2 separate regions of the Homo sapiens genome follow, and region 2 is linked to region 1. Evidence: read pairs that join two places in POLR2A ChIA-PET (ENCODE). Cell type or tissue: Panc1. All regions are shown on one strand. Links, peaks and the distances in the headings refer to the core of each region. The heading gives the core; the rest is flanking DNA. Region 1 holds the start of LOC124904373 (small nucleolar RNA U13). Region 2 overlaps DLGAP1 (DLG associated protein 1).

Region 1 (16,340 bases), core at 4,278-12,277:
TCAGGCCTGTAATCTCAGCACTTTGGGAGGCTGAGGTGGGCAGATCACGAGGTCAAGAGATCGACACCATCCTGGCCAACATGGTGAAACCCCATCTCTACTAAAAATACAAAAATTAGCTGGGTGTGGTGGCACACGCCTGTAGTCCCAGCTGCTTGGGAGGCTGAGGCAGGAGAATCACTTGAACCCAGGAGGCAGAGGTTGCAGTGAGCCAAGGTTGTACCACTGCACTCCAGCCTGGCGACAGAGTAAGACTCCATCTCAAAAAAAAAAAAAAATTAAAGACGCAAACTATTCATTGAATTTCGTTATACAGAAATCAAATTTAAATGCAAGTTCCCAAAATATGTCACACTAGAATCTTAGACTTCCTTCCATGCTTTCTCTCTTAGGGCCAGAGTTTCCAATCCTTTACCAAAACTTTACATTTAATTCATACCCAATAGCTAATACTACAACTACTTACTTTATAACCTCTGTGAACTTAGATCAATTACTTAATATTTCTGTATCTCAGATTCTTCATCTGGAAAATGAGAATAATAATAGTCCTTATTTCATATGGTACATTTTGGGTATGGTAAAAATTAATTGATAAAATATATGTAAGGCCGTAAGCACAGTGCCAGGCATAAGTGTTCAACAATTATTAGATTTAGTTGTTATGATTAATATTGTCCTTTAAAATTATAATTAGCTAAATATGCTGAACTAAATATGCCATGGACTTTCTCAATTATTATTTTTTTGGACAGAGATCTCATATCCTGCAACTTCTTTTACAATTTTGAAAGCCACTTTATAAATTTAAGTAGATTACCCTAGATACAATACATAAAAGATGCCATTTGCCAATATTTGGAGCTAAGAGTAAAAAATCACAGATAAATTTATATACAATGACTAAAGCTTAGAAGATGCTAATACTTGATGCAAATGAGCTGGCAGTTCTAGGACCAGTGGGGATGAGGCTTGGACCAGGCAGAGAACAATATCCTCCATTCTTGTTCTGATGAACCCTCCTTCTTTTCTGTCTCCTCTTTTTCATGCATTGAGGATCGTGCTTCTTCAGGGAAATAACTACCATGCGTCTTCTGAACAAATTTCATTGGATAGTTTTATACCACCGCATAGTAGAAGACACAACATCCTACTTTGGCTGACATCCTAAGCGTTTTTAATTTACAAAAGTGTAGTCATATGGAATTGGTTAAAATCTCATCCAGGAAATCACAGACCAGGCTCACTTCTTAAACAGAGACAGTTTAATACACAAAATTGGTTACACAGGTATGGGAAGACTGAGAGAGCAATAAAAGGAACAAGAAGGAAAAGGTGGGGTTACCAGAAGTTTAGGAGCTCAGAAGAAAGGCCTGGGGTAGCCCGTGCTCAGACTGTGAGGTGGCAGGGTCACGTGGTGCTGGGACTTCAGAGTGGTGCAGAGCAGCTGGTGCATGGGCTGTTGAAAGGAGCTGAAGGGCCAGGCACGGTGGCGCACCCCTGTAATCCCTGCACTTTGGGAGGCCGAGGTGGGTGGATCACCTGAGGTGAGGAGTTTGAGACCAACCTGACCAACATGGTGAAACCCCATCTCTACTAAATAAAAAAATTAGCTGGGTGTGGTGGTGCATGCCTGTAATCTCACCTACTTAGGAGGCTGAGGCAGAAGAATCACTTGAACCTGGGAGACGGAGGTTGCAGTGAGCCGAGATTGTGCCATTGCACTCCAGCCTGGGCAACAAGAGTGAAACGCCGTCTCAAGAAAAAAAAAAAGGCCGGGCGTAGTGGCTCACGCCTGTAATCCCAGCACTTTGGGAGGCCAAGGTGGGCGGATCACCTGAGGTTGGGAGTTCGAGATCAGCCTGACCAACATGGAGAAACGCCATCTCTACTAAAAATACAAAAAATTAGCCGGGCATGGTGGTGCATGCCTGTAATTCCAGCTACTCGGGAGGCTGAGGCAGGAGAATCGTTTGAACCTGGGAGGCGAAGGTTGCAGTGAGCCAAGATCGCGCCATTGCACTCCAGCCTGGGCAACAAGAGCGAAGCTCCATCTCAAAAAAAAAAAAAAAGGAGCTGGAGCTGGCTGCGCTGGCTCATGCCTATAATCCCAGCACTTTGGGAGGTCAAGGCAGGCGGATCACAAGGTCAGGAGTTCAATACCAGCCTGGCCAAGATGGTGAAACCCAGTCTCTACTAAAAATACAAAAAAATTAGTTGGGCATGGTGGTGGGCACCTGTAATATCAAGTACTCGGGAGGCTGAGACAGAGAATTGATTGAACCCTGCAGGCGGAGGTTGCAGTGAGCCGAGATCGCGCCACTGCACTCCAGCCTGGGCGACAGAGCAAGACTCCGTCTCAAAAAAAAAAAAAAAGGAGTTGGAGGGTGGAGCCATAGCTACCTTCACATGCAAGAGTGATGCCAGAAGAAGGTGGAAACAGGAAGGAAGTTTCTTCTCTTCTTCCACCTTCCTTTGTTAGAACACAGCTGGAAACCAGCTGACAAGGAGGCCTAGGAAATGTAGTTTGGGAGTCCTGGCCGCAGTGTCGAAGAGCAGCTAAATGTAGAAGATGGGCTCGAGGCTGCTAGACAGTAAGCAAATCACCAAAACAAAGCTCTTTGTCTGATATAATAAATAAATGTGCTGTTTCCTTCAATCAGCATGTGTGTTAAAAGACCTAAAATGGACATGATCCGTGTGCAGTCTTGATTCCTATGTTCTTATGGGAGCACCTTGTGGCACTCTGCTTCTAGAATATTTAAAGATATAAATTTCTGTATAATATGGCACCAAAACAAGTCAAGTACTTTATCTGGTGTTTTTCTTGATACCCTAGTGCTGGGGGTGATGGGGGCATTGTGGGGACTGGCTGCTCTGGATTTAGAGCAAAGTTGTATGTCTAAACTAAAAGTCATAGGCACCTTTAGGATAAATTTTTTTTGTTTTCTTATAATTACAAAGTGAGTAATTCATGTATACAGGATTATTATAAAGAGTTCGTACAGTACAGGAGTGTATAGAGCAAAATATGAGATTTCCCCTTCTTTCCCACTCCCACCTCGTATTCCTACTGTACTCCCCAAAGGTGACCCCTGGCAACAGTTGGTTACATTGTCTTTTAGTCTCTCAAGAGTAATTCTGACTACAGATGAGTTTCATGTACTACCTTTAGGCCCTGACCCCTCTACTTCCTGATGGTACATTATGATTTCCATATATTATCATTTAACTCAATTTGCAAAACAGATGAAAAGAACAGCTTAATCTTCACATTATATGAAATGCAATGGCTTTCTCTATTCTTTGAATTAAAAATAAAAGAAAATTTAGTTATTTTAGATCATACTCTTAAGACTTATTTATTTCCTTTAATACCTGTCCAAGTGTACAGATATATATTAATATTTTATGCTTATGTGAAGAAATAAGTCCAACTGCAGATAATGAAACTTGTCTCTGCCAAGTAAAGTACAAACCAAAGGAATGGTTACTATTTGAAAGAAAGCTTTGAAAAATAAAAAGGCCCATGCATGGTGGCTCACGCCTGTAATCCCAGCACTTTGGGAGGCCTAGGTGGGCAGATCACGAGGTCAGGAGATTGAAACCATCCTGGCTAACATGGTGAAACCCCGTCTCTACTAAAGATACAAAAAATTAGCTGGGCGTGGTGGCGGGCGCCTGTAGTCCCAGCTACTCGGGAGGCTGAGGCAGGAGAATGGCGTGAACCCGGGAGGTGGAGCTTGCAGTGAGCCAAGATTGTGCCACTGCACTCCAGCCTGGGCGACAGAGCCAGACTCTGTCTCAAAATAAATAAAATAAAATAAAATAAAATAAAATAAAATAAAATAAAATAAAAAGGCACATTATCTTGGATTCATAATTTATTGACTTAAAATAGTAAAGGAACACTAAGGAGATAGTTTCAAAACATTTAAGCCTTGAAGACTTTATTTTGATGTCCTCGAAGTCAGCATCAGTGTTTATTTGGAAAGAGATTTTTGGAGGGACCTCTCTCCAGTCAAAACTAATGAACCTTACGGAGATCATTTTAATGAATTCCAAAAAGAAGAAATAATCAGTCATGTTTGCCAACCATGATGCATTAAAATTAGAAATTAACGCTAAACAGATAACAAAATCTAACCATTTGAAAATATTAAAACATCTAAATAACATTTGGATTACGGAAGGAATTCAAGATTATTTTGAAATAAATGACAGCAGGAATCCTATAAATCACCACTATGGGCTGTGGCCATAGTTATGACCTAACAAAAATTTCTAGCCCTATGTTCTTTCATAATTAAGGAAGAAATATTACAATATAAAGTAAACACTCAATTTACAAAGCTAGAAAAAGAACAACAGATTCAAAAGAAGGAATTACAAGTAAAGTGGAATTGATAAACCAAAATTGGTTATTTGAAAATACTAAATAAATAGACAAGTCTGATTGAGAGAGGGAAAATAGAAATCAACAATATTAGGAATGAGAATAGTATATGACCTTTCGAAAAACTATAAAAGATTCTTGTGACAGCTTAATGTTGGCAAATTTTAAAGTCAAAATAATACGTACACTCATGTATATTACTAATACCGATGCAAGAGGGAGTATTAAATCTGGGGAAAGAGGTCAGGCTCAGTGGCTCACACTTGTAATCCCAGCACTTTGGGAAGCTAAGGTGGGTAGATGGCTTGAGCCAGGGAATTCAAGACCAGCTTAAGCAACATAACGAGACCTTGTCTCTACAAAAAGTAGAAAAAATTAGTCGTGCGTGCTGGCACATACCTGAGTGCCAGCTACTTGGGAGGCTGAGGTGGGAGGATCACTTGAGACCAGGAGGTCACAGTGGCAGTAAGCCATGATTTTGCCACAGCACTCCAGCTTGGATGACAGAAACCCTCTGTCTAAAAAATAAATAAATAAATAAAATAAAAACCTGGAGGAAGAAATCTTATAACCATAGAATAAAGTGCAAAAAAAGTGAAGAAAAAAAAAACCTTTCACAAATGTTACGGACTTGGATCATTTTAACAGGAAAGGTTTTCTCAACATTCATGAAGCAAATAATTCCTATGTTATTTAAAGCATGTAATATTACAAAAAAGATCAAGACTCTTTTTTCTTTTGAGATGGAGTTTTGCTCTTGTCACCCAGGCTGGAGTGCGGTGGTATGATCTAGGCTCACTGTAACTTCCATCTCCTGGGTTCAAGCAATTATCCTGCCTCAGTCTCCCGAGTAGCTGGGACTACATCCACGCGCTACCACGCCCGGCTAATTTTTGTATTTTTAGTAGAGACGGGGTTTCACCATGTTGGCCAGGCTGGTCTCAAACTCCTGACCTCAGGTGATCTGCCCGTCTCGGCTTCCCAAAGTGCTGGGATTACAGGTGTGAACCACTGCGCCCAGACAAGATTCTTAATATATTTTAATCAAATAAGCATAACTCTAATACCTAAATTTGAAAGAACACAAGAAAAAATAATTATGGAATAACATGCTTACAAAAATACATGTAAAAATTCTTACCAAATTTGAGAATTAATCAAAGTGTATATATATTTTTAAAAATAATATACCTTTACTGATCTTTTTGTGATTCATCAGCATGATGATTGGGTCTTCACACAAAAGTTTAAGATGTGCCTCCCTCACATCTTATTATCGTGTCAGCATATTTCCTGTCTGAAGTAAGAAAAATGAAATAAAAATAATATACTATTACCAAGTAGTGTATGTCACAGAAATCCAAAGTTATTTTAGCCTTTAGGGGGAAAAGTTTGGTATCAGATAGATAGTAAAAACTATTGCATTTGGTAAAAATCAGAAGCCATTCCAAGTATCAACATGATAAAAAGCATTTATAAGAAACCAAACTAAAGGCCGGGTGTAGTGGCTCACACCTGTAATCCCAGTATTTTGGGAGGCTGAAGTGGGTGGATCACTTGAGATCAGGAGTTTGAGACCAGCCTGGCCAGCATGGCAAAATCCCGTCTCTACTAAAAATACAAAAATTAGCCAGGCATGATGGCACATGCCTGTAGTCCCAGCTACTCGGGAGGCTGAGGCAGGAGAATCACTTGAACCTGGGGGGTGGAGGTTGCTTAGTGAGCTTAGATTGCGCCACTGCACTCCAGCCTGGGCAACAGAGTGAGACTCTGTCTCAGAAACAAACAAACAAACAAACAAACAAATAAATAAATAAAAGAAACCAATCTAAACTTCTGCTTAAAGACGAAATGCTAGAGATATTCCAGAGTCAGAAGTCAAGTAAGGATGAATATTTTCTTAGGCTTATTCAGTGTTGTTTGCCTTTACTGGCCAAGACACAAAGCAAGAAATGAACTGTAAATATTTCAAAACAAAGCAAAATTGCTTTTATTCGTAGATAATATACATGTCCACCTTTAAAATTCTAGCGGAAACCGGGAGGCTGAGGCGGGAGAACCGCTTGAATCCCGGAGGGGTAGGTTGCGGTGAGCCGAGATCGCGCCATTGCACTCCAGCCTGGGCAATAAGAGCCAAACTCCGTCTCAAAAGAAAAAAAAAAAAAAAAAAAAACCTAGAAGAAACCACTGAAAATCCATTAGAATTCAGCAACGTGAAAGAATATAATATAAATACAGAGGAATCAATAACTTATCTATATATTATCAATAAACAAAATATAAAGGTACAAAAATAACCCATTCACAGTAGTAACAAAAACTATAAAACAACACAATTGAGCTTCAGAAATAATATGTAACTCCTATTTGAAAACAATATAAAAACTTACCTTACATAAAATATAAGACCTCCAGGCGGCCGGGAACATTGGCTCACGCCTGTAATCCCAGCACTTTGGGAGGCCGAGGCGGGCGGATCACGAGGTCAAGAGATCCAGACCATCCTGGCCAACATGATGAAACCCAGTCTCTACTAAAAAATACAAAAATTAGCCGGGCATGGTGGACGCGCCTGCAGTCACAGCTATTCAGGAGGCTGAGGCAGGAGAATGGCTTGAACCCCCGAGGCGGAGGTTGCAGTGAGCCGAGACTGCGCCACTGCACTCCAGCCTGGGCGACAGAGTGAGAGTCCCAAGACTCCATCTGAAAATAAATAAATAAGTAAATAACCTCCATGCATGGTCATGCACACCTGTGTCTCAACTACTCAGGGGGCTTAGGCAGGAGGATCACATGAGCCCAGGAGTCTTGGGCTGTAGTGCACTATAGTGATGGGGTGTCCACAGTAAGTTCAGCATCAGTATGGTGACCTGCCAGGGGCAGGGGACCATCAGTTTGCCTAAGGAGGGGTGAACTGGCTCAGGTCAGAAAAGGAGCAGGTCAAAATTGCCCTGCTGATCACTAATGGGATCGACTTTGTGAATAGCCACTGTACTGTAGCCTGGGCAACATAGCAAGATCTCATCCAGCAAATAAATAAATAAAATATAATACTGTAATAAATGGAAAATTATTTACTATTCCTACACAGGAATACTACATAGTAAAAAGACAACAATTTCCTGAAAATTAATACAAATATTTAAAGAAATTCCAATAAAAATTCCAATATGATTTTTATCACTTGGTGGAGGCTAACAGGACGAGCTTGACAATTTGATGTTAAAGTTTACTTAGAAGTTAATACTCCAAAATAACCTAGAGATTTTTGTTTTGGTTTGTTCTGTTTTTAAATTACCTTTTTTTTTTTTTTTGAGACACTGTCTTGCTCTGTCACTCAGGCTGGAGTGCAGTGGCATGATCATGGCTCACTGCAGCCTCCACCTCTCAGGCTCAAGCAATCCTCCTTCAGCCTCCTGAGTAGCTGGGAGTACAGGCGCATGCCACTATGCCCAGCTATTTTTTTTCTTATTTTTTGTAGAGACAGGGTCTTGCTATGTTGCCCAGGCTGGTCTTTAACTCTTGGGCTCAAGCGATCCTCTCACCTCGGCCTCCCAAAGTGCTAGGACTACAGGCATGAGCCACCTCACCTAGCCTAATTATACTTTTTGAAAAAGGAACTACAGGAGGAGACTTGCCATAGAAAATATCAAGACTGATTACAAAATTATATTAGGAAAGGCCAGACATGCAACCAGCACTTTGAGAGGCTGAGGCGGGCAGATCAGCTGAGGTTGGGAGGTCGAGACCAGCCTGGCCAATGTAGTGAAATCCCGTCTCTACGAAAAATACAAAAATTAGCCAGGCATGGTGGCACACACCTATAATGCCAGCTACTTGGGAGGCTGAGGCAGGAGAATCACTTGAACCCGGGAGGTGGAGGTTGCACTGAGCCGAGATCATACCACTGCACTCTAACCTGGGCAACAGAGTGAAACTCCATCTCAAAAAAAAAAAAAAATTTAGGAAAAAGGAGAGGGAAGGTCAATAAGCCCAGCAGATCAATAGGCCAGAAACAGGTCTTTATATGTATGTCACTTAATGACAGGGATACACCTGGGAAAATGTGTTATTAGGTGATTTCGTCATTGTGTGAACATCATAGAAGGTACTTACACAAACCTGGGAGGTAGAGCATACTACCCACTTGGGCTATATAGTATGGCCCATTGCTCCTAGGCTATAAACCTGTACAGCATATGACTATGCAGAACACTGTAGGCCATTATAACATAATGTTAAGTATTTGTGTATCTAACCATAGAAAAGGTACAGTAAAAATACAGTACAAAAGATACAGAATGGTACTTCTGCACAGGACAGTTCCATTATAATCTTATGATCACTATTGTATATGTGCTCTATCGTTAACAGAAATGTCACTATGTGTGTCATGACTGTATATGAGAATGCCTATATGAGAATGTATGGGGAAATATATGTGAGTAAAGTTTGGTATCAGATAAAGCTGGCATCTCAAATAAAAAAGGCGAATTAGTTAATAAACGGAGCCAGATCCATTCATAACCCAAGGGAGGTAGTACAGGAGGGTAATAGTAGATCTCTAGGTATGTGTCTTTGACAGAAACATTTCAGGATGGTGGATTTAAGAATTAAATACGAAAAAAAGATAACATGAAAGCATAAAAGAAAATACAAGAAGACTTTTAAAAATATGCTCAGAGAAAAAGCCTTTCCAAACCATAAAAGCTGGATGTGACTACCTAAGACTCTCTCCAATGAAGGGCAAAGTTTAAAAGACACATGATAAACTGAGAGAAAACTTTTGCAGTATATGTAACAGAGAAAGAGTTTAGGTTCATAAAATATAAAGAGATCCTATGATTAAGAAAATAAAAAACAGCCTAATTAGGGAGGAGACTAGTAAAGGATATGAACAGACAACTTACAGATAGAAACATAAGAAGTCAATAAATATTTTTGTCCAGGTGCGGTGGCTCACGCCTGTAATCTCAGCAATTTGGGAGGCCGAGGCACTCAAATCACGAGGTCAGGAGTTCGAGACCAGCCTGACCAACATGGTGAAATCCCATCTCTACTAAAAATACAAAAATTAGCTGGGCATGGTGGCACGCGTCTGTAATTTCAGCTACTCGGGAGGCTGAGGCAGGAGAATTGCTTGAACCCGGGAAGCGGAGGTTGCAGGAGCTGAGATTGCGCCACTGCACTCTAGCCTGGGGGACAGAGTGAGACTCTGTCTCAAAAATAAAATAAAATAAAATAAAATAATCATTTAGGCCAGGCGTGGTGGCTCATGGCTGTAATCCCAGCACTTTGGGAGGCCGAGGCGGGCGGATCACGAGGTCAGGAGATCGAGACCATCCTGGCTAACACAGTGAAACCCCGTCTCTACTAAAAATATAAAAAATTAGCCAGGCGTGGTGGCGGGCACCTGTAGTCCCAGACACTTGGGAAGCTGAGGCAGGAGAATGGTGTGAACCTGGGAGGCGGAGCTTGCGGTGAGCCGAGATCGTGCCACTGCACTCCAGCCTGGGTAACAAAGTGAGACTCCATCTCAAAAACAAACAAACAAACAAAAATTTAAATATATATATTTAGACATATATATAAAGATAGACAAATATACATCAAATAATTGACAATAATTCTTGGGAGACTTTCTCTTTCTACATTATATATTTCTGTATTTTAATTTTATATAACTTACATTGAATTGTCTTTATATTTAGAGACAACATTTCTTAAACACATAGTAGGAAAACGGAATAAACCTAATAATTCTAAAATTTTCTTCAAATTTGGGTTGGAGCTAATCTGTTGCATAGGTTATTAGTTCTATATGGTATATTTTCTATATAGCTGTAATATACACATAGCTATTTAGAAACTATGGAGTGATATTCAAAGTCAATTCTTTATTTAAGGGGAGAAAAATGAAGACACTCTATAGTTTATCTTAATAAGGTTAATATCTAAATCTCCCAATGTCAACAATTATAATTACAATATATAAATTTTCCTCTTTATTTTGTATGTTGTTATCTTCAAATTCAAAACTTCCAGGCCGGGCGTGGTGGCTCACGCCTGTAATCTCAACACTTTGGGAGGCCCAGGCGGGCAGAACACTTGAGATCAGGAGTTTGAGACCAGACTGGCCAACTTGGCAAAAACCTGTCTCCACTAAAAATACAAAAATTAGCCGGACATGGTGGCACACACCTGTAATCTCAGCTATTCGGGAGGCTGAGGCAGGAGAATCCCTTGAACCCGGGAGGCGGAGGTTGTAGTGAGCTGAGATCACACCACAGCACTCCAGCCCGGGCGACAGAGGGAAACTCTATTAGAAAAAAAAAACTTCCAAGAACACATTTCCATGTAGATTCCCTTCTAATATAGTATTTACAGTAAGATACTTAAGTCTAAGTACAGACTTGCAAATCTGTGGAGGAATCATAAACATTTATCAGCTACCTTGAGAGTGGATAAAATTGCATTTTACTAACAGCAACAGAGTCAAAGAGCGTGCAGTGAAGGTAGTGTACACAAATATTGAACAAGGAGGTTATAAATTACAAAACATTCCAGTCATATTAGAGATTTTTCTCATAAAATGTGATGTTTGTTTTTCAAGCAAGATGACTGAAATGGAACAACTCTATTTATTTGATGATTTCTCCAGGTGGATGATGCTGAAGAACCTGACAAAACAGGGGAGAATAAAGCACCCAGTAAGTTCCAGTCCGTGGGAGTGCAAGTAGAAGAAGAGAAGTGGTAAGTCCACATGCACGCATCCTCTTTTGTCTTGATGTTTTGAAGTAAGGTAAAAGCATTTTTCCCCGTGATAAGTCTACAAAATTCAATGATATTTTCCTCTAAGTTTTGGGAGTATTTAAAGGGTGAAGTTGAATCAATATTAGTTGATTCTCTCCTGTACTTTAATACTAGACACCACTCCATTTGAGTTTTGTTTGAATAGTACTGTAAGCATATTACATACATATAAATACTGTGTGCAGTACTCTTGGGTTGCCAAACTATACCTCTGAAAACAAAAAAAATAAGAGACCTTCCCATATGAGACAGTGCACTTTTTATGAGAAGAGAACTTACCTTATTTCTATTTCTATTCCCAACACTTAATAGTGTCTGGTGTTTAGTGTGTGCTCAATGAATGATGAATGAATGAATGATGAATGAATGAATGAATGAATGAATGAAAAAGAAGATATTCCCTGTCATTATCCTGAATCACCAGTCCTTCAGATTACTCTTTACCTACTTTAGAGCCTTAGTATCTATAAATGGGAAATGTAGGATTTCATAAAATTACAGAATTTGGGGTCAATAATTTCATGTTGTAAATGAGAATCTGATGGAGAGAGGCATGTGAATTTCTCAAACTGGGAGTTTCTTGGTGGGTAGAACCATGTTTTATTGCTAGTAGTACCCCCAGCTTCCAGCATTGTGATTTGCACATACTAAATATACAGCAAATGTTGGCTGAATAAAGTAAAACTGGAGTTACGGTGAGAGAAACTACTCTAAATTATAAATCAGTGTATCATCTCAACTTTGCTACTAACTTTCAGTGTGTTAATTAGGAAGAATCATTTGAATGTCACCTATCCATCCTTCCATTATCCATCCATTCAATAAAATCTATGGAATGCCTCCTATAATCAAGGCTACATGTAACGTAAACTGAAAATCTGAAAAGGAGGAATTTATCAGTTTATGGAAATGGTCCTGTTTTAGAACCTCTCACTATTGATTGACACTATACTTTTAAGAGGTGTGTATATATATCATATACATATAGTTAATATATTTATTAATAAATTCTATGTGTGTATATGTAATATATATATATAGTGTGTGTGTGTGTATAATATGGCAAAAACCTCAATTACTTTTGCACCAACCTGATATAATTATGCAATGCTGGAAGCCCAGAAAACTGGTACGATCATTCTGGAAACAAATATGACAAAAGTTAGCAATAGTTACACATCTATCCGTACCAATTGACCCAAAAATCACACTCTTGGGGCTTGAGTTAAATTACTCAATGAAAGGTAAACAATTGTGAAACATTATTTATCATTGTAAAAGAAAAACACTAATTATCAAATAACCAATAATAGCATGCTTTTGTAATTTATAGCACCTCACCAAGGTAAACTATTATACAGCTATTAAATATCATTTATTTAAAAAGGTGGAGAAACATGGGGAAATTCCCATGATACAATGTTAGGTGAAAAACTTTAATATATAATATCCACGCATAGTGTTCATGCAGATGGACAAGGACTGAAATGTAATACGTACAAATGGTAGGTTTAGGAGTGACTTTTTTCTTTTACTCTGAAAAGTTTTAGTAATCATTTTTTTTTGTTTGTTTGTTTTTTGTGTGTGGTTTTTTTGAGACAGAGTCTCACTCTGTCGCCCAGGCTGGGGTGCAGTGGTGCAATTTCGGCTCACTGCAACCTCCGCCTCCTGGGTTCAAGCGGTTCTCCTGACTCAGCCTCCCGAGTGGCTGGGACTACAGGCACGGACCATCACGCCCAGCTAATTTTTGTATTTTTAAGAGAGACGGGGTTTCACCATGTTGGCCAGGATGGTTTCGATCATCTTGACCTTGTGATCCACCCGCCTTGGCTTCCCAAAGTGCTGGGATTACAGGCGTGAGCCACCGCGCTGGGCCGGTAATCATTGCTTTAATGTCCTAGGCATATGTTTCTTTATTAAGTGTTTTAGAAAAATTTTTGAAAGTATACATTTAGTAGACATTAAAGAAAATATATTCCTGGACATGGGCAATGGCTCACGCCTGTAATCCCAGCAGTCTGGGAGGCCGAGGCAGGTGGATCACCTGAGGTAAGGAGTTCAAGACCAGCCTGACCAACATGGTGAAACCCGTCTCTACTAAAAAATTACAAAAATTAGCTGTGCGTGGTGGTGGGTTCCTGTAATCCCAGGAACTCGGGAGGCTGAGGCAGGACAATCCCTTTAACCCAGGAGGCAGAGATTGCAGTGAGCCAAGATGACGCCATTGCGCTCCAGCCTGGGTGGCAGAGCAGACTCTGTCTTAAAAAGAAAAAGAAAATATATTCCTCCATCTCCCACCAGCCCAGCTTGGTGCCTTTTCTCAACGATGTAGTGGTTGACAGCACAGACTCTTGAGCCAGAACACCAAATCCTGGCTGTGCCCCTTACTAACTGAGGGGCCATAAGCAAATTACTACCCATCTTTGTGCCTTAGTTTCCTTATATGTAAAAAGGGGGTTACAAGCAGTTTCCACTATAAGCTAAAAGGAACTCGGAAGTCACCACTCCATCTTAGCAAGTAAAAATCTCAACAAACTAAAAAATCAACATCTCTTTGTATATCTCTTAGAGAAGGGAGGTCACAGGGCACACTGCTTCTCCCAAAATTGGAAAAACAGACAGATACAGAGACTTACAACTTACTGGAGTAGAAACACAAGTAGAAATCTCTGCAGGAACCAGCACAGGGTAAGAAAACGTAAGCAGTAACTGAAGAATTGTTGGAGGCTCAATATTGACAACTCTGAGAGTTAAAAGCTCCAAGGAAACCCAGTCATAGGGAGAGCTCACACTTTTGTGAGTTTTACCTCCAGGAACTCTACCAGGTCCTCAAAGTGAATATCAGAGAAAAAAAATCTCCTTGTGCTTCCAGAAAGGGGAAGGAAAAAATAACTACTTTGAAATATGCCAGCACTTTCTCTTCTTATTCACAGGGCCTGCACGCAGCAGAAACTATTTTACCAGAACCTTTTGCTGGCTGGGGTTTTATCAGAGCCTAGAACCTACCTGGGGGAAGGAAAACACTCAGCTCTAGTTTCCTCTAGCCTTCCACATGGGGGAAGGGACATACCCAACCTCAGCCCCCTTCAGGCACCTTATCCCACGTAAGAGAAAAAAATAAAAACAACTGAGAAACACTGATGAAGTTCACAGACCAGGAGCACAGGCTCACCAAAAGGCTGAGACTAATCATAGAACTGTAGAGCACTTTTCCCTCACACACACCTTACCAGTACATTACTAAATGCCAATTTACCACAGTTCCTTTCACCCAGTACATCATGCCCACTTTTCAAAAAATTACGAGGCATACTAAAAGGTAAAAAACACAGTTTGAAGAGATGGAACAAGCATCAGAACCAGAGTCAAATATGGCAGGAATGTTGGAATTACCGGGCCAAGATTTTTTTCTAATTATGATTAATATGCTAAGGGCTCTAATGAAAGAAGCAGAACATGTAGAGAGATGGAGAATGAAAAAGAGTTCTAAGAGAGATTTAAAAAGAAATGCTGGAGATAAAAAACACTCTAATAGAAACAAAGAATATCTTTGATGGGCTCACTAGTAAACTGGACACTAATGTCTAAACTTGAGGATATAACAATAGAAACTTCCAAAACTGAAAAGCAAAGAGAAAGAAGACTGATAAAAAGCCAGATCAGCTGGGCACGGTGGCTCATGCCTGTAATCCCAGCACTTTGGGAGGCCAAGGTGGGCGGATCACCAGAGCTCAGGAGTTCAAGACCAGCCTGGCCAACATGGAGAAACCCCATCTCTACTAAAAATAAAAAATTAGCCGGGTATGGTGGTGCATGCCTGTAATCCCAGCTACTTGGGAGGATGAGGTAGGAGAATTGCTTGAACTTGGGAGGCGGAGGTTGTGGTGAGCCGAGATCGTGCCACTGCACTCCAGCCTGGGCAACAAGAGCGAAATTCCGTCTCAAAAAAAAAAACCAAAAAAACAAAAAAAAGCCATAACAGATTATCTGAGAACAGTGAGACAGCTACAACAGGTGTAACTTTACATGAGAGAGGAATACAAGAAGGAGAGGATGGAGAAAGGAACAGAAGCAATATTAGAAGCAATAATAACAGAATTCCCCCAAATTAATGTCAGACACCTCAGATTCAGGAAGCTCAGAGAATACCAAACAAGATAAATGCCAAAACAAACAAACACAAACCAAAAAACTACACCTAAGCATATCATATTCAAACTTCAGAAAAATAAGACTTTAAAAATCTTGAAAAAAGTGAGAGGGAAAGAACATCTTACCTATAGAGGAGCAAAGATAAGAACTAGGCCGGGTTCAGTGGCTCACATCTGTAATCCCTGAATTTTGGGAGGCTGAGGTGGGTGGATCACTTCAGCCCAGGAGTTCAAGACCAACCTGGGCAATATGGCAAAATCCCATCTCTACAAAAAATACAAAAAGTTATCTGGCTGTGGTGCATGCCTGTGGTCCCAGTTACTCAGTAGGCTGAGGTGGAAAGATTGCTTGAGCTTGGGAAGTGGAGGTTATAGCGAGCTGAGATCACACCACTGCATTCCAGCCTCAGCGACAGAGAGAGACCGTGTCTCAAAAATAAACAAACAGAACAAACAAACAAAAAAGATAAAAGATAAGAGTTATATCTGGCCAGGCACAGTGGCTCATTCCTGTAATCCCAACACTTTCGGAGACACAGCGAGACTTAGTCTCAAAAAAAAAAAAAATTAACCAGGCGTGGTGGCGCGTGTCTGTAATCCCAGCTACTTGGGAGGCTGAGGCAGGAAAATCACTTGAACCCAGGAGGTGGAAGCTGCAGTGAGCCGAGATCACGCCACTGCACTCCAGCCTGGGTGACAGAGTGAGACTCCATCTAAAAAAAAAAAAAAAAAAAAAAAAGGGAGAGAAGAGGGCTTCTGCAGGGAAATTCCCATTTTTAAAGCCATCAGATCTCATGAGACCCACTCGTTATCATGAGAACAGCATGGGAAAGACCCACCCCCATGATTCAATCACCTCCTGCCAGGTTCCTCCCACAACGGGTGGGAATTGTGGGAGTTACAATTCAAGATGAGATTTGAGTGGGGACACACAAAACCATATCAGTTGCCCAGGATGGACTTGAACTCCTGGCCCTAAG
Region 2 (16,340 bases), core at 2,757-10,756, 77 kb before region 1:
TCTTTTTGGGCAGCTTATTGTCTGAGGCTCGGGAGCATGCTGTGTTGTAACCGTGTTAGAATATATGTGTGCAGGGGCAATTTGGGAGTGCGGTTGTTGGGCTGGGGGGACGTGTGTTCCATGCATGCATTCTCAGTGCATCTGAAACGTGGAACTCTTACAAGCATGCTCAGTGGCACGTGTGTCGGACACTATCTCTTGATGAGAAATCAAACCTCAGATGGTCGGCCTTGCCACTGCTTAGCTAATTACCGTACTTGCAACTTTCCATCTGCAGAATGAATTCAAGGCAGCTTCGTGCAGCTTTTCATGTCAAAGAGTGTGCACATCAGTGGAAGAAATCCACTGTCAGAAATGAAACCGCTTTCCTTTTTTAAAAAAAAGAGACTCTGCTCTATATTATCCTAGAGCTCTGAAACTAGTATTAATATTTTAGGTAGATTCTCTTATTCTTTTCAAGGAAAAATAATTGTCAAAGTCCTAAGAGAAAAACAAACCAAGATTCCATTTGCCACTCCCTACCAAGTGTCTATGGCAGGCAGTTTTGTTTCTTCTTTTCTGGAGCAGGGGTGCCCTCTTCCGCACTGTGCAGCTTCATAGCAGCTTTTTAAATCAGCAAAAAGAAAAACCCATTTTGTGTCTCATGAATGCTAAGGTTAAAGGTGGAATGTCCTTTGAATTTAAACAGAAACACTCATCAATGCTTTGATTATTTTGCAATGAGGAAAAATAAGTGAATAGGGAAAAAGTTCAGTTTGAAAGAAATAATTGCAAAGTCTTATCGATAACACTGATGAATTCTCACCTCTGATTTTAGATTGATAATCCCAAACTCCGAGAAAATTGGGGTCAGAGAGAAACATCTAGACAGCAATTTGACGGAAGGGGGAAACAGTCGCACCAATGGCAGGGAAGGAAAAACCACTCACAGCAAGAATTCCACAAGAGTCTTCTAAATATTTCTCTGAATAAGGTCTTTTCTCTTGAAACTGGAGCAGGGAGATAGATGTTAGGTCTACATATTTTCACCAGTAGGGCCAAAACATTGGCCTTATCAAGGAGAAGTGGGAACACAGGTCATGGAAGAGCTGAGTCACCCCTGAGTCAGAATGACTCTGATATTCTATAGGCAGCTATTTATTTCCAGGGAAGGAGGGGCCACCCGAGCTGGAAACTCTTGGTCCAACCGAAGTGGTGTATTCAGACATGGGGAGTGGGAGTGTTCCAGCAGGCACAGGCCTGGAGGGACAAGATGAGCCAGCCGTGGTGGCAGGCTGATGCAAGTCTTTGCCAGTGATAAGCAGCATGTGTTCTGTGTTGAGACTTGTCTGCAAGGCGATTTGTTTATACCTCATAGGTGAGAATCTAAAACACCAAAAGGACATCACATTCTTTTGAAAGCCCGTATGAAAAAAATGAAGGTTGTCTTCTTTGGAAAAGTTCCACATTTCTAAATATAGGAACAGATGAGCCTCTCTGAAGAAATCAAATAAATGAGGGCTGGGTGCGGTGGTTCACACCTGTAATCCCAGCACTCTGGGAGGGCGAGGCAGGAAAATAGCTTGAGGCCAGGTATTCAAAGTTCAAGACGGCCGTGAGCCACAGAGCGAGTCCCCCTCATCTCTACAAAAAATATTTTGTAAAAGTTAGCTGGTTGTGGTGGCATACACCTGTAGTCCTAGCTACTTGGGAGTCTGAAGTGGCAGGACCAGTTGAGCTCAAGAGTTTGAGGCTACAGTGAGCTATGACTGCGCCACTGCACTCCAGCCTGGTCAACAGAGCGAGACCCTGTCTCTAAAATAAAAACTTTTTAAGGAAATTCTGTTGTTCATAGTATGACAAGCCAGGTGTCCAAAAACACCCCAAAGGGATTTAATGTATTAAAAATATTCCTAATGTATTGATGTCATTCCCTCTGTAGGTGAACTCTGCCTTTGTCATTGTGTCTTTCTTTCTTTTCTTTTTTTTTTTTTTTTTGATACAGAGTCTCGCTCTGTCGCCCAGGCTGGAGTGCAGTGTTGTGATCTCGGCTCACAGCAACCTCCACCTCCCAGGTTCAAGCAATTCTCGTGCCTCAGCCCCCTGAGTAGCTGGAACTACAGGCGCGCGCCACCACGCCCGGCTAACTTTTGCTTTTTGTTTTTTGTTGTTGTTGTTGTTGTTGTTGTGTTTGAGACAGTCTTGCTCTGTCTCCCAGGCTGGAGCGCAGTGGCGTGATCTCGGCTCGCTGCAACCTCCGCCTCCTGGGCTCAAGTGATTCTCCTGCCTCAGCCTCCCGAGTAGCTGGGATTACAGGTGCCCGCCACCACGCCCGGCTATTTTGTATTTATAGTAGAGACAGGGTTTCACCATGTTAGCCAGGCTGGTCTCGAACTCCTGACCTCAAGAGATCCACCCACCTCGGCCTCCCAAAGTGCTGGGATTACAGGCGTGAGCCACTGCACTCGGCCTCCCAAAGTGCTGGGATTACAGGCGTGAACCACTGCACCCGGCTTAATTTTTGTATTTTTAGTGGAGACGGGGGTTCGCCTTGTTGGCCAGGCTGGTCTCAAACTCCTGGCCTCAAGTGATCTGACCGCCTTGGCCTCCCAAAGTGCTGGAATTACAGGCATGAGCCACCTTGCCCAGCTGAATCTTTCTATTTTTAGAGCAAAGCCATGTGCTCAGCGTGTCAAGGTAGACTGTGGTAAATCCTTTAATAAACAGATGCTGATGGATTTACCACCAGTAGTAAACTGAGAATGAAGTTTCAACTTTTTGTTTGTTTGTTTGTTTTTGTTTTTTAGGCAGAGTCTTGCTCTATCGCCAGGCTAGAGTGCAGCGGCACATTGTCGGCTCCCTGCAACCTCCACCTCCTGGGTTCAAGCGATTCTCCTGCCTCAGCCTCCCAAGTAGCCGGGATTACAGGCGCCTGCCACCATGCCCAGCTAATTTTTGTATTTTTAGTAGAGAGGGGGTTTCACCATGTTGGCCAGGATGGTCTCGATCTCCTGACCTCATGATCCGCCCACCTCAGCCTCCCAAAGTGCTGGGATTCCAGGCGTGAGCCACCGTGCCCAGCCAACTTTGTTTTTTTGAGACAGAGTCTGGCTCTGTCGCCAGGCTGGAGTGCAGTGGTGTGATCTCGGCTCACTGCAACATCCAACTCCCTGGTTCAAGCAATTGTCCTGCCTCAGCCTCCCGAATAGCTGGGATTCCAGGCACGCATGACCACACCCAGCTAATTTTTGTATTTTAATAGAGACAGGGTTTCACCATGTTGGCCAGGATGGTCTCCAACTCCTGACCTCATGATCCGCCCACCTTGGCCTCCCAAAGTGCTGGGATTACAGGCGTGAGCAGCCATGCCTGGCCAGTTTCAACATTTTTACTACCGGAAATCAAAATGTTAGTCAGATAACTGACAGAGATAGGATAGAGCTATCTCCCAGAAGGAGTTCCTTCCTTCCTTCCACCAGCGTGGTAGGTGGCAGTGTGTCAGGAATACTAAATGGAATATTATAGAAACTGAGAACAAAACTCAAGAAACTTGTTTCTGCAAAGAAACCCAGACATCCTGTTTATAAAAATGACGTGGAGGCTGGAGCACCACACTAAACAAACGAATGTTCTCTTCTCAGATGTATCTTTACTTGTCATTATACTTTTGGCTAAACGTTTCTTTTTTCTTTCTTTCTTTTGTAGAGACAGGGTCTCTCTATGTTGCCCAGGGTAGTGTTGAACTGCTGGCCTCAAGCTGTCCTCCTGCCTTAGCCTCTGCATCCAGCCAAAATATTCCTATGAAATATAAATGTTTCAACCAGGCACGGTGACTCACAACTGTAATCCCAGCACTTTGGGAGGCTGAAGCAGGAGCATCACTTGAGGTCAGGAGTTCAAGATCAGCATGGCCAACATGGTGAAACTCTGTCTCTACTAAAAATACAAAAAATTAGCCAGGCATGATGGCAGGTGCCTGTAGTCCCAGCTACTCAGGAGGATGAGCGGGAGAATCGCTTGAATCCAGGAGGTGGAGGTTGCGGTGAGCCGAGATTGTGCAACTGCATTCCAGCCTGGGTGACAGAGCAAGATCCTGTTTCCAAAAAAAATAAAAAAACAAAAAACAGTAATGTCTCTGGGAGCATTGAGAGTTTCCCAAATAGCTTCCTAAGACGAGGACCCTCCTGAAATGGCAGAGGTGGAGCCACGTGACCCAGAAACTGGAAGATGTGTGGAAAGAAATTTCCAAGGGTTAGCCATTTGTCATCTTGTGATTACCCTCACCTCAGATAAAGTTGACCTCAAATGACCAACCATTGACCTCATCTCAGAGCTCTCTCACATTTATCTTTTTACTTTTTTTTTTAAGTTTATCTTTTCCCCTCTTTGTTTCCCTCTCCCTCCTCCTCTTTTCCAACTGCCCTTTTCTATTTCTGCACAGTGTAGAAGAAAGTTTAAGGGGGACCCTAGGCAACAGAAAGCCAACCAGTGGCTGGAAGGGTCTGGCAAGGAGCCGCTATTTGCCTCAGTGTCCTAGCCAATAAAATAAAGACTTCTCTTGGGGCAGTTGCAGAGACTAAACTAGATGCTAGAGAGAAAGCCTTAACACAGTGTACGGAAGGCAGTAGGTGCTCTCCTTCCCGCTTTCCTCTTTCCAGTGTCTAATGATCATTTCTACTAGAATCATGGTGTAGCACACTGCTGAGAGTTTCATTTTCGGCAAAGCCACAAACAGAGCCAGTTTATAAATCCTTGCTTCTCCCCTTTGAGAGTCCTTAGAGGGAAGCGACTCCTCGTGTTGGATAGAGCTCTCTGATCACCTTTCTGGGACCTGTGGCATCTGCCAGGGGCAAGTCACAGCCCCAGTTTGGAGTGTTCGATTCAGATGAGATTGTCCCCCAGTCTGTTTTTTGAGTCCTGGAAGGTGGGGAGGAGAGGAAAGGTTTTCAGGCAACAAACAAGTGCTGACTGAAGACTGATTTCATCAATATTAATTGTGTTTTATTACAAAAGAGTTTATACTGGCACAGTGTTCCTGAGCAAGCCATTTGTCACCACTCATCAACGATATGAAAGTTTTTGAATAAGGAGAACCAAAGTAAATACAACCACAGCTATCCAGAGAGGAACTTTTCATAAATCTTTGAACTGTATAGCCAAAAACTAATCAAATCTGTGCTGAATAAGCGGCCTTGAGCACTTAACAACAAATTAGCATAACCCAGAAGACAGTGTGCATCCCAAGCACCATAACCTACCCTTCACCCTCCTCCCTGGGGCAGGAAGTAGGCATTTACAAATCAAAGGCAAGCTGCAAACGATAATCTGCCACTTGTCACTGATTTATTTTCCCTCTTTTCTTTTTGTTTTTCAAGAGTATAAGTTTCAATGTCTGTGTATTTGTTTTTGTTATTTTGGCAGTCTAGTGAAAGTTTTCAATGTAAACAAAACTCTTACTCTTAAAGAACAAGCAACTCTATTACATTGCATAAGAAGGCAGTTCTTAAAGACAATGGTCTAATTAGCAGTCTTTGAAGCCAATTCAATAGTAATATCAAAGCCACTTCTAGTATTTCAAGCCCGAATTTAGAAAATGGCCTTGATATTTTCAGTCTAAAACTATAGTCTGACCTTACTATTAATTTTGGAACACACCATAATGTAGACAACTGCTGAAATCACTTGATGTTATGAACCCGGAAATCACACCCTCTTAAACGATACATCACACCCATTAAAATTAACTGTAAAATCCATTTTGTATTGATTTTGTTTGAATTTGGTATTCAACTAAGATGCTTTACATGCGTAAATATTGCCACAGCTGTATATACAACGGTTTTGTTGAATCCATTGATGCTTTAAGTTGAAAGAGCATACGTTATGGGTTTTGTTTGGTTTCACTGAGAAGAAGGCCAAAGGATTTTTCTAGCAATGTTTCAACAAAATGCAAAATTAGATGCCAGTCCAGAAGCCTTAAGGATGTGAAATGTTTTGAAAATACAGATTTTCAGCTATTTCCTAGCTTTAACCGACATGTGTGCTTAAGTGAAGGCAGAAGGAAACCTGGTACACTTCTGCTGAGTACAGTGTTTCTTAAACATGCACCTGTTAAGAGATAGAGAAGCAAATTTAATTTCCTTTTTAGCCTTCTATATCCCATTGTTGATTTTATACATGCCCTCCTTAAATATGAACTCCTAAAATTGTGTTTGGAACACATATTGGAAGAAAGTATAGAACAGTATATAGGACAGTCCTAGGTTCAAACTTCGTAGCCATAACTTCCTGGCTGTGTTGTAATCTGGAGCAAGTTACTCCGTCTGTACCACACTTTCCTCATCTGTAAAATGGGGTAATGCTACTTAGCACTCCAGTTGATTAAGAAGCTTAAATAGACCGGGCGTGGTGGCTCACACCTGTAATCCCAGCACTTTGAGAGGCCAAGGAGGGCCATCACCTGAGGTCAGGAGTTTGAGACCAGCCTGGTCAACATGGTGAAACCCCATCTCTACTAAAAATACAAAAATTAGCCAGGCGTGGTGGCACACACCTGTAGTCCCAGGTACTCGGGAGGCTAAGGCAGGAGAATCGCTTGAACCCCAGAAGCGGAGGTTGCAGTGAGCCAAGATCGTGCCATTACACTTCAGCCTGGGTGACAGAGCAAGTCTCGGTTTAAAAAAAAAAAAAAGGAGCTTAAATAAAATCAGATAATGTTGAAGTACCTAGTAAACTGTTTAGCATGTAGGCATTCAATATATTTTAGATATTTATTTATAGTTTTGTTATCGTTTTTGTTTTTATGGGCTCAAAAATTAAATTATAAAAAATTCATATGCTGCTACTTTTGCTTGATGTTATTATATATATAGACATGTATATTTTTATTTATTTATTTATTTATTTTGAGATGGATTTTCACTCTTGTTGCCCAGGCTGGAGTGCAATGGCACAATCTCAGCTCACTCCAACCTGCGCCTCCCAGGTTCAAGCGATTCTCCTGACTCAGCCTCCCTAGTAGCTGGGATTACCGCCATAAGCCACCATACCTATGCCTGGCTAATTTTTTGTATTTAGTAGAAACAGGGTTTCACCGTGTTGGTCAGGCTGGTCTGGAACTCCTGACCTCAGATGATCCACCCACCTCAGCCTCTCAAAGTGCTGAGATTACAGGCGTGAGCCACCGCACCCGGTGATGTTACAATAGATATATTTTATTTATTTATTTATTTATTTTGAGATGGAGTCTCGCCCTGTTGCCCAGGCTGAAGTGCAGTAGTTCGATCTTGGCTCACTGCAAGCTCCGCCTCCCGGGTTCAAGCCATTCTCCTGCTTCAGCCTCCCGAGTAGCTGGGACTACAGGCGCCCACCACCACGCCCGGCTAATTTTTTGTATTTTTTAGTAGAGACGAGGTTTCACCGTGTTAGCCAGGATGGTCTCAATCTCCTGACCTCGTGATCTGCCCGCCTCGGCCTCCCACAGTGCTGGGATTACAGGCATGAGCCACCGTGCCCGGCTGTTACAATATTTTTTAAAGAGCAATGATCATGTGTCTAAATAACATGAATTTGTTTTTTACTAAATTAAATATTATTTTATTACATGTAATCTAATGGCAATCTAACTAATGAGCTTGATGCAATCAAAACCACTCAAGAAAAATGATTAGAATTCTCTACACAACTGTTTCCTTTTCTTTATCTGATTATGGTTTTGGTTTAAGTATGGAGGGTTTTATTTGTTTTCTTTTCCTATCTTTTTCTTTTTCTTTTTTTGGAAACAGGATCTTGCCCAGGCTAGAGCGCAGTGATACAATCTCAGCTCACTGTAGCCTTGACCTCCTGGGCTTAAGTGATCCTCCATCTCAGCCTCCCGAGTAGCTGGGATCACAGGTGTGTGCCATCACGCTCGGCTAACTTTTTATTTTTGTAGAGATGAGGTCTCATTATATTGCCCAGGCTGGTCTCAAACTCCTGGGTTCAAGCTATCTTCCAGCCTTAGCCTCCTAAACTGCTGGGATTACAGGCATGAGCCACCACACCTGGCCTCCTTTTTTAAAAATATTGTTTTGGAGTAGCATTAGTTGAGTGAATACTCATCACATTAAAAATAAGACGTTTGAAAACTACCACCGTCAAATGATTTAGGGCATACCAGTCTCATATAGAGTATTTGTAAGGCACGATGATGTAAAGGATTCAGGCTGCTGAGGTCTGTGGCAGGAAGCACAGAAAGACTGTTTCCAAACATGACATATTATACTCTATTGCTTCATGCTTATTAATCTGTTTATGACAAAACTCATGAATAAAGTTAATAAATGCCCTTACTACTATTTCATGCCCTATCCCAGGCCATGGGGACAGAAAGATGGAAAGATGAGCCAGACATGGTTCTTCTATCTAGAGAAGGCAGCATACGTGTGAACAGGCCATTATGACTTAATATAATGAATGCAATGGCAGGAATATATAAAAGGAATTATGTGAACATAGAAGTCAGCCTAGGAACTCTGCCTGGGTAGATCAGAAGGATGCCCCAGTGCACATGTCTAGGTTTTGCAAGCTATGCAGAGGCAAACAGGAAGGGGAGGGCTCATTGAGGGAGACCTAAGCCTGCACACAGACAGAAGGATGAAAAACGCCTAGCCCTCCAGGAGTCAGATGTGACTGCAGCTCCATGCCCACAAGGGAAAACATCCAGGCATGAAGTTGGGAATGCTGGTTGGAAATACATTTTCAAAGTTCCTACAGGCAATACATAGCCAGAAAAGGATGTTATTTATTTATTTATTTTCATTTTCTGTATTAAAAAAATATATATATATTCACATAGCTCAACAATTGAAATATGGCAGCCTGGACCACATGTGAAACCCTGTCTCTACAAGAAATACAAAAATTAGCCAGGTGTGGTGGTATGCACCTGTAGTCCCAGCTACTCGGGAGGCTCAGGTGATCCTCTCACCTGGGAAGTCGAGGCTGCAGTGAGCTGTGATTCCTCCACTGCACTCCAGCCTGGGCTATAGAGTGAGACCCTGTCTCAAAAAAGAAAAACAAAAAAATTAAAATACGAGGGAAAAATGCATTGACTCAATACACAGTTCCCATTCCCCTTAACAGGTAACCTACCATGACCAATTTTCTTTTTTCTACATAGATGTATGCTTTTTGCATATTTAAACATTATGAGTATGTGTTTTCCCCTTTTTTACCCAAAGGATAGTACACTATGTACACTATTGTACAGCTTGCTTTTTTCACTTAACAATATGTCTTAGTAATATTTCCATATTTCCATAGAGAACTTTCTAGTTATGTTTTGCAGCTACATAGTATTCTACTATATGGATATATTACAATTTACATAACCAGTTTCTTCTTTGCCACACATTTAATTAGTCCCAATATTTAGCTTTCTCATACAGTGCTTTAATAAATAAATAATAGGCTGGCCGCAGTGGCTCACGCCTGTAATCCCAGCACTTTGGGAGGCCGAGGCGGGTGGATCATCTGAGGTCAGGAGTTCGAGACCAGCCTGGCCGACATGGTGCAACCTCATCTCTACTAAATATATAAAAAAATTAGCCGGGAATGGTGGTGAGCGCCTGTAATCCCAGCTATTCAGGAGGCTGAGGCAGGAGAATCACTTGAACCCGGGAGGCGGAGGTTGCAGTGAGCCAAGATCGCGCCATTACACTCCAGCCTGGGCAACAAGAGCAAAACTCCATCTCAATAAATAAATAAATAAATAAATAAAATAAAATAGTATTGTAAACATATAATTTTGTCCTAATATGTCTTCAGGATAAATCCCTGAAGTGGAGTTACGAGGTCAAAGATTGTATTAATGAGGTTACGTTTTGCTACAATAACAAACAACTCTCAAATCTGTCAATAAACATACCAAAAATATTCCAACCCCTAGTACATGTCCTGTGATGTTCGTTTTGCAGGAGATTCCTGCTCCACACAGTCTCTCAGAGACCCAGGCTTGGGTCTTGTGCCTGCACCATCTGGAACCCACAGCCTTCACAGTCATTGCCGCAGGGGAGAGACAACCTTGAACCAAAAGTGACAAACATTATTTCCACTTATATTTTATTGGCTAGAACTAGTCACATGGCCCTGCCAAACTTCAGGAAGGCCAAGAAGTACAGTTTTTGTGTGTGTTTCTGGTAGGAGAAGAGAGTACAATATGGGTGAGCACTAATTATATCTATCAGAAAGCATGCATGCTTTTTTCATTGGCAAAAGTCTGCCAAATTACCCTCCGTAGGCTTTCCCAGTGGACACCACTAGGAGTGCCACCAGCACTGTTGAAAGCGCCTGTTTCTCCACAGTTTCATCAACGTACTCTTTCATCAAACTTTTGGGTTTTCCATTTGTAATACTCTTATTATGAGCAATGTTGAACCTATATTTGAGTCATTTGTATTTCCTTTTCAATGAACTGTCATGTCATATCCTTCAGCATTTTTTTTTTTTTTTTTTTTTTTGAGATGGAGTCTCGCTCTGTCACCCAGGCTGGAGTGCAGTGGCGCGATCTCAGCTCACTGCAACCTCTGCCTCCCGGGTTCACGCCATTCTCCTGCCTCAGCCTCCCAAGTAGCTGGAACTACAGGCGCCTGCCACCACGCCCGGCTAATTTTTTGTATTTTTAGTAGAGACGAGGTTTCACCGTGTTAGCCAGGATGGTCTCGATCTCCTGACCTCGTGATCCGCCCGTCTCTGCCTCCCAAAGTGCTAGGATTATAGGCGTGAGCCACTGCACCTGGCCTCCTTCAGCATTTTTTAGATGACTGTTAGTCTTTTTCTTACTGAGTTGTTGGAGTTATATATTAGAGAGAATACCCCTTTGGTTTTGATTTACTTTTTCTTTCTCTCTTTCTTTCTTTCCTTTCTTCTTTCTTCTTTCTTTCTTTTTCTTTCATCTGTCCTCCCGTTTCTACGTATACAAAAGGTGGCATATTATACACTCTCTTTGCTTTTCAAAATTCTGTAGTATATTCTGGAAATCATTCATTTTATTAAAATCTTCTTCCTTCTTTGCTAGGGTTGCATGGTAGTCTATTGGGTGATTGTACCATAATTCACTCACACAATCTTCTATGGATGTGCAGTTTATTTCCAATATTTTGCTATAGCAAATAATGCCACAATGAATAACTTGAGTCTAGTTGTTTCATATGTGGGGAGGCATATCTTCAGATAAACTCCTAGAGGTTGAATTGTTGGGTGAAAGTGTCGAAGAGTAGCTGGTTTGACTAGACATTGCCATATCCCCCTCCCAAGGGGCTGTACCTTTTGTACTCCCACCAGCAGTATATTAAAATGCTTAGCTCTGGGGTGTGCTTTTTAAGTTCTGGACAAAGAATGTATCTTATCAAGAAGATATGAAGGCTTATGATACAAAGAGCTAACATTTGTTGAGCACTTTATAATACGTTCATAATTATAGTAAGCAAAGGCAAGGCGTATGTTATCTCATTAATACTTCACAGTAACTCAGTAGCCACTCTTATTATCCCTTGATTTGTAGAGGAGAAAACCAAAAAAGGCATGGAAAAGGTACTAGCTTAAGGTCATAAAGTTTCAAATGCAGGACTGAGTGAGTAATAATTGAATCCTTGAAGTCATCCACAGTAATACCCTCCTTTTCAGTATACCTATCTCCAGATAGGGCTAAAAGCAGTTTAAACTATCTGAGGGAGATGGTGCATAGTGAAATCTCACATTTACATATGCCAGGTAAGCATCCCAAATTCAAACATCTGAAATCGAAAATGCTCCAAAATCTGAAACTTTTTGAGCACTGAAATGATGCCCAAAGGAAGTATTCACTGGATCATTTTGGATTTTGGATTTTCAGATTTGGGATGCTCAACGAGTAAGAATAATGCAAAGATTCCAATCCAATTCAAAAAGATCTGAAATCCAAAACAGTCTGGTCTCAAGCATTTTGGATAAGGGATAGTCAACCTGCAGTACCAATGCTTCCAGGCACAATCTAATGAGATGGGGTGAGGGAGTAGCGGAGGAGTGTTTGTGGATAATGACAATGGACTTCAGGTAAATGAACATAATTTAGCACGTGTGTCCACAGTGACAGGCACTGGTCTATGAAACACTGTTTAAGAAGGGGACCCAGGTGTTAGTGGAGACAGATCCCTGAAGACAGAACAGAAGCAGCACTGTCCCACAGAGACCGGTTAGAGATTTAGCGTCCAAAGGCATTTAACTAAATTTTTATTAGTTTTCATGTTGCAGTTTTCTGTTCATGGTTTAGAGCCAGTGACTCTTTTTTCAAGACTCAAACATTTGTATCCTCTTGAAAGGCTCATAAGCCTAGGCCCAGCATCTATAGTACATATGAGACAACCACCTGTTCTATGCCCTTACAGGACTGCTATGTGGCTAAGTGAGATGATGAGGTGAAAGGACTTTCAAACTGTAGAGTGAAATATAAGTATTTGTTATGAATTTATTACAGAAAAACCAATCTACTATTGTTGCCATAGAGGACAGTATTATATACTGTGTGTGTCTGTGTGTGTGTGTGTGTGTGTGTGTGTATATATATATGTGTACATTGTCTTATGTTCTTTTTTTTTTTTTTTTTTTGAGACGGAGTTTTGCTCCTGCTGCCCAGGCTGGAGTGCAATGGTGCCATCTCAGCTCACCGCAACCTCCTCCTCCCGGGTTCAAGCGATTCTCCTGCCTCAGCCTCCCGAGTAGCTGGGATTACAGGTGCCCGCCACCACACCCAGCTAATTTTTGTATTTTTAGTAGAGACGGGATTTCCTCATGTTGGTCAGGCTCCCAGCCTCAGGTGATCCGCCTGCCTTGGCCTCCCAAATTTCTGGGATTACAGGCATGAGCCAGTGCGCCCGGCCTCTTGTCTTATTTTCAATGGAATGACTGCCCTGAGAATCCTTCATAATATACATTAATTAATAATTATGTATTAATATATGATATATAATACTAGTTATATGTAATTAAGTAATAAATGTTCATACACACATATAGTATTACATATAATACATTGTCTTACTTGTATGGAATACTAGTGTACTCTTGTTTGCTGTGCCTCATGAAGAAAATGTTTTGTACAGTGTAGTTGTTAAGAATTTAGTTCTAGATTCTGACTGCTTGGTTTGAATCCTGGCCTTCCTGCTTAGTAGCCATATGACTGTGGGCAAATAAACTGACTTCTCTGTGCCTCTCTTTCCTCATTAAAAATTTGAATGACAATAATAGTAAGGATTAAATTGTATAATACATAATAAGGTCTTAGGACAATGTATGGCACATTGTGTGCACTCAATAAATGGTGATAGTACTTGTAATAGTAACAGTAGTCATATTGGCGGAGAAAGGAGATTGAGAATGATTCTGGACATAAGCAGACATAAGGTTTGCTGTAAAGCACAGGAAACTGCCGGGTTGCTCCGCTTTTGGCATTGGTCATCACGTCTTTGGCCCTCAGCTAGGAAACATCTTTCATTTGCAAGCATGGTATAGGAAGAGCACAGGATCAGATTAGATGACCCCAGGGTCCTGAGTGCAGCAGTGGGACACTGGGGAACCACCCCTGGGGCCTGACCTGCCGGTGTCTCCACGTGCTTGGTTTCTCCTCAGTTTGGGAGCTTTGTTGGTTTCCATCACTTGTTCAACCAAGAATTCATTTCCGACCTGAGCTGAGAGCGCCCGCTGTCTGTCTCGCTGTGTAGCAGGTCCTGACTTTCCTGGTTGCTTTGAAGTGCTTTCGAAGATGGTATACTATTATTGCATGTTGGAAACAATTCTGGCTTTGCTCCTAAGAGTGTGCCATTCTCTGTTGCTTGGGCTATAGATCAAGGACTTCAGCACGTAGTCTGGAGTGAGAAGAGAACAGGACAACATAGTACTTAGCCCACAGCAGTCCTTAAGTAGGACTTTTATGTCAAGTTACCCCTGTATTTATTTATATCTATTTTTTAAATAAATATTTATTAAGCATCTATCACAGGGAAGACACTACTATCCTACGAGCTGTGAGGGATACGGAAAAAAAATAATGTACCCTATCTCACTAGGCTAATTAATTTAAAAGGCAACTCTGGGGCCGGGTGCCGTGGCTCACGCCTGTAATCCCAGCACTTTGGGAGGCCGAGGCAGGCGGATTACGAGGTCAGGAGATCGAGACCATCCTGGCTAACACGGTGAAACCCTGTCTCTACTAAAAATACAAAAAATTAGCCGGGTGTGGTGGCGGGCGCCTGTAGTCCCAGCTGCTCCGAAGGCTGAGGCAGGAGAATGGCGTGAACCCAGGAGGCGGAGCTTGCAGTGAGCCGAGATCGCGCCACTGCACTCCAGCCTGGGCGACAGAGCAAGACTCTGTCTCAAAAAAAAAAAAAAAAAGGCAACTCTGCAGGTAGCAGGAGAACAATTATGTCCAATGGTGTATTATGTTCACCAGACTGTTACTTCATCATCATCTGCATCAGAGATTTCAGAGGCTTTTTGCCTGAGTCACTGATATGCCAAGCTGGCCCTTCAGAAACCTCATCTGTAATCAGATTTTAAGCCAATGGGCTGTGATTCCTTTTAAGCCAATGGGCTGTGATTCCCATACAAAATTCTAGCCCCGTGACCGCCAATGCCCTGTGCTATCTCCACAAAGCATCAGTTCGTGCTCTTCCTGTGCTTCTGTGCAGGCTCCTCTGGACGCTGCTAATAGCACCCAGGTCATGGTTCACAGCTTTGGGGATTTTTCTTTTCTTTTCTTTTCTTTTCTTTTCTTTTCTTTTCTTTTCTCTTTTTGAGATGGAGTCTCGCTGTTGCCCAGGCTGGAGTGCAGTGGCATGATTTTGACTCACTGAAACCTCCATCTCCAGGGTTCAAGCCATTCTCCAGCCTCAGCCTCCCGAGTAGCTGGGACTACAGGCACCCACCACCACGCCTGGCTAACTTTTGTATTTTTAGTACAGACGGGGTTTCACCATGTTGGCCAGGCTGGTCTCAAACTCCTGACCTCAAATGATCCACCTGCCTTGGCCTCCCAAAGTGCTGGGATTACAGGCGTGAGCCACTGTGCCTGGCCAGATTTTTCCTTTCAAAACCGACGAGGGTAAAAAGCTATCTTAGGAAACTGAAGGCACAGTGTAGCATTAGTTTTGGAGTTCTTGTGGATTTATCACTAAGTGTGGTTAGATAAAGTAGATGAAAGGAAATGAGATTTATACAACGATTGCAACCTTATCTAATATCCACTTTGATGCCATAAGCCAATGTGACCATTTTAGGATCTTATTGGACTTTGTTATAATCAGACTCATTTAGGGTTGTTCTCTTGATAATGTAGGAATCAAATACTAATGGTATCAAGTACTGATGATATTGAATGTTTGCCTGATGTTAAAAACAGAAAGCACATAATGCCTCAAGAATTTGATATTATTCTTAAAATTTTCACACTTTTAAAAATGTAAGATTAACAGAATAGTCACTGTGATCTTTATAAAGTATAAATATCTCATTAAGATGTCATCCAAGGCAGTAAGATATACATTAATGTGACTGAGGGAAGAAAAACAAAATATAAAATCACAAGATGGGGGGAGAAAAGACAGCCATGTTGGCTCACACCTGTAATCCCAACAGTTTGGGAGGCTGAGGTGGGAGGATCACTTGAGGCCAGGAGTTCAAGAACAGACTGGGCAATATCATAAGACCCTATCTTTACAAAACAACTTTTAAAAACTAGCCAGGCATGGCGGTACAAGTCCATAGTCCTAGACACTCAGGAGGCTGAGGCAGGAGGATCACTTGAGCTCAGGAGGTCAAGGCTACAGTGAGCTATGATTGCACCACTGCACTCCAGCCTAGGCAACAGAGTGAAACACTGCCTCAAAAAAAAAAAAAAAAAAGGGCCGGGCACGGTGGCTCACGCCTGTAATCCCAGCACTTTGGGAGGCCTAGGTGGGCGGATCATGAGGTCAGGAGATCAAGACCATCCTGGCTAACACGGTGAAACCCTGTCTCTACTAAAAAATACAAAAAATTAGCCTGGCGGGGTGGCGGGCGCCTGTACTCCCAGCTACCCGGGAGGCTGAGGCAGGAGAATGGCGGGAACCCGGGAGGCGGAGCTTGCAGTGAGCCAAGATCATGCCACTGCATTCCAGCCTGGGCAACAGAGCCAGACTCCGTCTCAAAAAAAAAAAAAAAAAAAAGCTACCTAGCACAAAAACCTACAATAGTGATAATGCAACAAACCATAGAGTTATGAATTGAAAATACATTAGGTGCCAAAGAAACGTAAGTCAGGCATTAGTCTTTCTAATATATTTGGAATTGGATAAGTTTTAACAAAACTC

The links. Peaks named below come from ENCODE experiments on the same cell type or tissue, not always from the same donor. Only the 100,000 strongest peaks of a DNase experiment are listed, where the experiment ranks them.
Region 2: POLR2A ChIA-PET joins it to region 1 with 11 read pairs; 8 of 35 experiments call an interaction of 5 or more read pairs at or near these places.

Annotation. Positions count from the first base shown.
Region 1 is chr18:3,562,299-3,578,638 of GRCh38, reverse strand. DLGAP1 (DLG associated protein 1) reads left to right here. Exons shown (of 13, transcript NM_004746.4): 9 at 11,058-11,149. LOC124904373 (small nucleolar RNA U13) reads left to right here and starts at 5,596; the gene lies at 5,596-5,699. It also overlaps the pseudogene RN7SL39P. RefSeq lists enhancers at 1,671-2,170, 2,171-2,672. In Panc1, for the core only: no CTCF peak of the experiment used is centred there; no DNase peak of the experiment used is centred there; H3K27ac peaks cover 4,104 bases.
Region 2 is chr18:3,637,801-3,654,140 of GRCh38, reverse strand. All of the region lies in intron 7 of DLGAP1 (DLG associated protein 1), which reads left to right. DLGAP1-AS6 (DLGAP1 antisense RNA 6) reads right to left here and starts at 1,111. Exons shown (of 3, transcript NR_188002.1): 1 at 930-1,111. RefSeq lists enhancers at 1,018-1,312, 358-1,557. In Panc1, for the core only: no CTCF peak of the experiment used is centred there; no DNase peak of the experiment used is centred there; H3K27ac peaks cover 7,819 bases.